2 separate regions of the Mus musculus genome follow, and region 2 is linked to region 1. The links are chromatin contacts, found by POLR2A ChIA-PET in ENCODE. All regions are on one chromosome and are shown on one strand. The core of a region is the stretch at or near the end of the contact, and the rest is flanking DNA. Distances in the headings are between cores, read along the strand shown. Region 1 holds the start of Etnk2 (ethanolamine kinase 2). Region 2 has its middle 69 kb from the start of Sox13.

Region 1 (2,816 bases), core at 213-2,712:
GGATTTCACTCTCCTAAGGTTAAGGACCCAGGGCTTCTCTGAGGTGATATTTGTATAGCGGGAGCTGCTTTCAGGGTGCTGGCACAGAGCTGAGAAAGCGAGTCTGGACTCCCACTGATTGTGTTCCCTTGTGCCGCAAGGTTTGCTTTGCCTATTGCAAAAGAAAGAGCTGGAGGCAATGTCCTTTCCAGTTCTGGCATCCTGGGACATCATGACCTCAAGTAGGTGGTCCCTCCCTACCATCTGCTACAATGTCCAGTACAGTGGCTGCATGCTGTTGTTTGTATGCGTATAAAGATTAAAGTTACACAAAATGTCACACTGGCCACATTTCAAGGGCTGAGTAGCCACGTGAGGCTAGTGGCCCCTGCAAGAGGCACCAGCACAGAAACTGGACCAGAAGACCTGGGTGCAAAGCAGCAAGAACCAAAAGGCCTCGTGGTGGAGATGTTCCTGAGTAGGTCGGAGGGACAACCTTGGGGACACAGAAACACATCTATTTTGTAGGCATTTTTCAAGTAGGGCAGTATGAGGTGATAAGAAATGAGGTCCCAAGGCAAGCCCAGGTCTCTCTATGCTAGAGAGCTGGCAGCTAACTGGTCTCACTCTGGAAGTGACCAGGGGAATATATGACTAAGGGACGGGCTTTCCAAGGGCTGGCCTGGCCTCTTTCCATGTGTCTTCTCTGTACAGTAAGTCTGCCAGGGGACTTATCCCTTCCCCTTGTCATGCTACATACACATAGATCCCTAGGTTGTACTATGGCCTTTGATCACCTCTTTGCTCAACAAAACACTGAGCTCCGGGCACCTGTGCGACCACTATCTATGCCCAGTCAGCCTTGCAGGACAGGGAGGAAGGCTTAAGGATTATTTAGTGAGCCAAACTCAGTCTTGCTCAAAGTCCTGGCTTACAATGTGCTTGTACACTCATAAAAGTACCCTGGAACATTCTATCAGAGTCCAGTCTGCCTATGGGACACTCACCCTGAACCATCACCATGCTGTTCTCCATCGAAGGTGTGTGTGTGTGTGTGTGTGTGTGTGTGTGGTGCTGAATGATGCCTAGAAGGCCTTAGAAACGCAGCCCAACCTTTCCCAAGAGATTTAATGGCAAGCCGAAGCCCACACTATAGGAGCATCCGATCTCCACGTTCCAGGATGAGGTTGGGACAAAGACAAGCTCTTCCCTCCTTAGCCCCAGCCCCTTACCCTAGACTACCCGGAAAAGAGCTCTTTAGCTGTGGGCTCCAGTGGGAAACTGGTCAACCAGTACTAGGATACTGGAGCAGGGATCTGGGGCGGGGCCTGGGGAGGCTCCGCCCTTTGCGTCATTAAGGCGGGGCATCCCCCACCCAGAGCTCCAGGTAGCGGTGGAGCCAGCAACGGGAGATGGCGGGCTGCACTCGCCCGGAGGCGGGGGCGGGGCGGGCAAGGGGCGTTACTGCGACCCATGATGTCACTGTCGCGGCGGACCTTGGCGATTCCCGGCCAGCTGTGTTGCTCGGTTGCATCGCCGGAGATTGGAACAGGCAGCTCGCTCATGAGTCATGGACTTCCCCTGGCCCCTCCTCGACCACTCCCACTCTCTCTCAGGGCCCCCCCGTAGGGGCTAACGCGGGCGCGGCGGCTCCGAGGGGGTGGGGCTGCTGGGAATGGCTGTGCCCCCTTCAGCTCCAGTGCCGTGCTCGCCCTTTTACCTGCGGAGGCAGGAGCCTTGCCCGCAGTGCTCATGGAGCATGGAGGAGAAGGCGGTGGCCAGCGCCGGCTGCTGGGAGCCTCCAGGGCCCCCGAGGGCCGCCGTCCCATGCTTCAGCGTCACGGTGGAACAGGACGACATCCTCCCCGGTGCCCTGCGCCTCATTCGGGAGCTGCGGCCGCACTGGAAGCCCGAACAAGTTCGGACCAAGGTAGCCGAGAGGGCGTGAGGCCGGGGATGGGGCGCTGCCGGGCTGCAGAGGGGCTGCGTGGACGCCCGTCAGTGCATCCTCCAAGTGCGGGTTCCAGGGTTTTGCGGCTGTTGCGCAGGAGATGTTTTGGACCGTGGTTTGAATATGTGTGTAACTCTCCATTTCTCTTTGATCCCTATGCAAAGCTGGGCTCACGCTTCCCTGGACCCTCCCCATTCGCCTGCTCCTGCCGCCGGAGGTCCACCTGCCCACTGTCAGCGTGCTGCGCGTGCAGCCCCACCCCCTGTCGCTGCGTGCTTGTCCCCTAGTTGCTCAGAAGTGCTACCCAGCCACTCTGACAACCCGAGGAAGCACGAACTTTTAAGGAAACCTCCCCCTACACCCATGCTGTTCCTTCGCCCTAACTTGAGATCCAAGCCTCGGGGATCTGAGCATTCCTTGTGGCCCCAGGAGCCAGCCCTGTGCAATTCAGAATTCCAGCTAAGCCCTGAGACCTTCTTCACGTGGCCTCAGGCTAGCTCTGAGCAACGCCCCTTTTGACCCCCACTCCATTTTCTTCCCACCTCAGCTGAATACTTTGTCCCACACACACACCTGTGGGCAGAACTGCCCACTGCGAGCCCCTAGCTTACTCCCTCCCTCGCTGTCCTGCATTCTCTTAAAAACCTACCCAGCCCTACACCCCTGACAGCCTGCTTTGGAGGGTTCGGGCCCCATGTCATTGGCCTTCTGAGTATGGAAGGGGCAGCTCTAAGGAGAATCTGGGCTGAATGTGGTAACATTTTCAGAAGACCTGGTCAGGAACAGACAGTGAAGGCATCAAGCCATATTTGAGATTAAACCCAGCACTGCATACCAGATGCTAATCTGGACCCCCACTAGGCCTGTCGTCTCACCTAGAAGGGGT
Region 2 (2,816 bases), core at 206-2,705, 130 kb after region 1:
GCCTTTGGTTTCTTAGGTTTTTATCAGTCCCTTCCCTTTTGTCTTTTCTTTCTTTCCCTGGTTGTCCGAGAACGCAGTGTGTATGCCAGACTGCCTTGAACTCACAGAGATCCACTTGCCTCTGCCTCCCAAGTGCTGGGATTAAAGGTGTGGCCCACTACACCCTGTTATCAGCGCCTTTCTCCATAGTTTGGTTGCAAGTTGTCGTAGGAAGCTAGAGACCTCAAAGGGGTTGAGCCACATAGAAAATGACCTGAATATGACAATATCCATAGCAGTTAGGTAACGTGAGGCTGCATTAAAGCCCACAGTGAAGCCATACATAATGAATCCCAAGAGACTTGTGTCACTCTCTTCATTGGCAGAGTAGCCATGAGAAAGGAGCGCCTGGGTCAGAATTCCAGGTCAGAGTTTCTGACCACAGAGAGGCTAACACAGTGGGATGTGACTTGGGCAGTCTTGAGCAAAGTCTGGCTGGTCTAGGAGGGGCCAGTATCCTACAACCATGCTTTCCTAAGACTAGAGTTGACTTTGCTGACCCCTTAGGTTTGCTATGGTGTAGCTGGGAAGAGAGGTTGGGAGCTCACAAGGCTAAGGGACAGAAGGGAAGGAAGCTGTGGGTGGGGATCACCGACAGGAGGAGGCAGCAGAGTGGCAGGGTGGGACCCCTTTCTGCTGAAGAGCCAGCAACAGTGAGGCCAAGAATGCCAAGTGGGTCTCTTTAAGGGTTCACTACTTTAGGTAATTGGGTTTCCCAAGTTCTACTTGCCCAGCCCTAATCTCCCACTCTCCATTGTCTTCCACTCTCCGTGGCCCTGGGCAGTCGGAGGGCAGGCGGAAGTGCTGCAAGAGACCCTCTTGGCTTGCTGCCTGGGTCTTCTCCAGCACACACACACACACACACACACACACAAAGCACACAGCCCCGATGGGGCCAGTGCCTTGGGCTTGCAGTGCCTTGGAGCTGGTAGGGCTGGAACTGGGGGAGGAGGAGGGAAGGAAGGAGAGAATCAAACAGAAACCTTCTCATCTTTCTATCAGCAGCCATGCAAGGAATATTGTTCAGCATGGCACAAAAGCGGCACTGAAAATAGCTGCAGCCAGAGCGGGGCTGCCAACCACTGCCTGAGATAACGTCTACTTGGAGACACTGGTGTCTTTGTGGGGCTGTCAGTGTCCCTATTGTTCCCAGAGCCTATTGCCTGGGGAATATTGTTCCCAGCTTTTGTCTCCCTGGTTCACTTTTGTTTGCCTTTACTTACCGTTTCATTCCGCGCCCCTTTGTGCCTCCCATTCCCTCCTTTGTCTGCCCTCTCTAAGCTGCCTGGGGCTGTGGATTGGTGCCCAGGGAGACAATAGGCCCGGCCCCCTCCCAGCCTGCAACCCCACCCCAGCCCAGCTCCTTTCTGCCTCTGTCTCTCCCTAGGGCACCCGAGATGTTCCAAAGGCGAGGCCTCCAGGGAGGGTGGGGTCCAGGCAGCCCACCCCCTACTGGGAACAGAAAGAACCACTCATGGGATATTCGGTTCCAGGGAAAGTCTGAAATGCCTGGCGGGGGCCCTCTCCCAGGATCGCCTATTTTCTTTTTCAAACAAAATAGGTTTTCAGAGCAGCGAAAGGAATAGAGCTCCCCCGCGCTCTTCCTCAGCCCGCTTTCAAGCGCCCCTTTCTGGCGACCAGGGCGCTCGTTTTTCTTGTGCCAGTCGCCCTGATCAAAGCCACTTGTGTTTATTTGCACATTGGAATCCTCCGGCCTCCTGTGACCCGACCCCGCAAGGCGAGCCGTAGGGAAGGGGCCGGGTCCCCCCAGGGTCAGAGGAGCTGGACTGGACGTTGAGTTGGGGGTGGGCAAGAGCAGAATAGCCCCTGGGACGAAGGGGATTTAGTAGGCAGCGGGGGCCACTTTAAGCCTGCGGGAGGCACGGCAGGTGTCCAGCTACAGCCCTGAGACTCAGAGGTTCAGCTAGAAGAAGAAAGGCTGCAGGCTGTGCCCCTAAGTGTGGGACCCTGCGCTCTGGCCAATGCTTTAACAGGAGACCAGCCAGGACTAGAGCCAGCCCCGCAGCCGGAGGCGACTCCGCCCTTTCATTGTTCCTGTCCCAAGGACAATGGGCAAAGCCTCTGGAGAGTCTTTGTTTCAGGAGATGGAAATTGGGTAGGGGATTTCCGGAAAGTCTGACTGGAAGCTAAGCTTGGCTGCTCAGAGCTCGGGGAGGAAGGGGAACAGGAAGGGGAGGGTGCAGTCTGGGGTTAGGGGAAGCTACTAGGAGAGGCCCAGAGGACAGCCAGGTCCTCTCAAATCCCAGACTGCTTTTGATTCCTGCTTTGTCCTGTGCCTACCTCACTTCGCCAGCCATGACTGGCAGGATTCTTAGACTCCAGCAAAAAAGAAGCCCGAAGTACCCGTGCCTACTTTGAAGGCAGGGGTGGAGTGGAATCTGGGTTGTAACCTTGGTGGCCAGTAAGAGTCCCAGTCGAACCAGGGAGGGCATGGTGGCTGGACTCTCCCTTGGCACTTCCAGGAGAGCCGTATACAAAAGTTTATACAGGAAACCCTAAAGCAGGGGGACATGGGAAGGATACAGGGACACATCAGAGGTCTTAAGTCCATTTCTGGGCCCTTCATCAGCTTCCCCACCCCACAACTCAAAATGGTGTGTGTCTTCAGACATGTGGGTGTGACACCCCCTGCCCAATCTGGCCTGTGTGTGAAACTACTGGGCATATACCCTTTGTCCCCTGCCCACACATCAGTGAAACCGGAGTTCCTCAGGGACAGACCCATTGTCCATAGGGCTCACTACAGGTGACCAGTG

The links. ChIA-PET counts read pairs that join two places held with the same protein, here RNA polymerase II (POLR2A).
Region 2: POLR2A ChIA-PET joins it to region 1 with 14 read pairs in embryonic stem cell. The contact joins the enhancer-like site here to the promoter of Etnk2 in region 1. POLR2A ChIA-PET finds 5 or more read pairs at or near these places in 4 of 5 experiments (Patski and embryonic stem cell).

The regions. Positions count from the first base shown.
Region 1 is chr1:133,362,110-133,364,925 of GRCm38, forward strand. Etnk2 (ethanolamine kinase 2) reads left to right here and starts at 1,463. Exons shown (of 8, transcript NM_175443.5): 1 at 1,463-1,909. The coding sequence starts at 1,655.
Region 2 is chr1:133,491,436-133,494,251 of GRCm38, forward strand. No RefSeq gene overlaps it. Among named protein-coding and RNA genes, the nearest start is that of Sox13, 69 kb to the left of the region's middle. RefSeq lists an enhancer at 434-2,626. Within about 2 kb of position 1,456, at least 3 of the 3 ENCODE cell types and tissues checked have a DNase peak (open chromatin) inside an H3K27ac peak, as active enhancers do.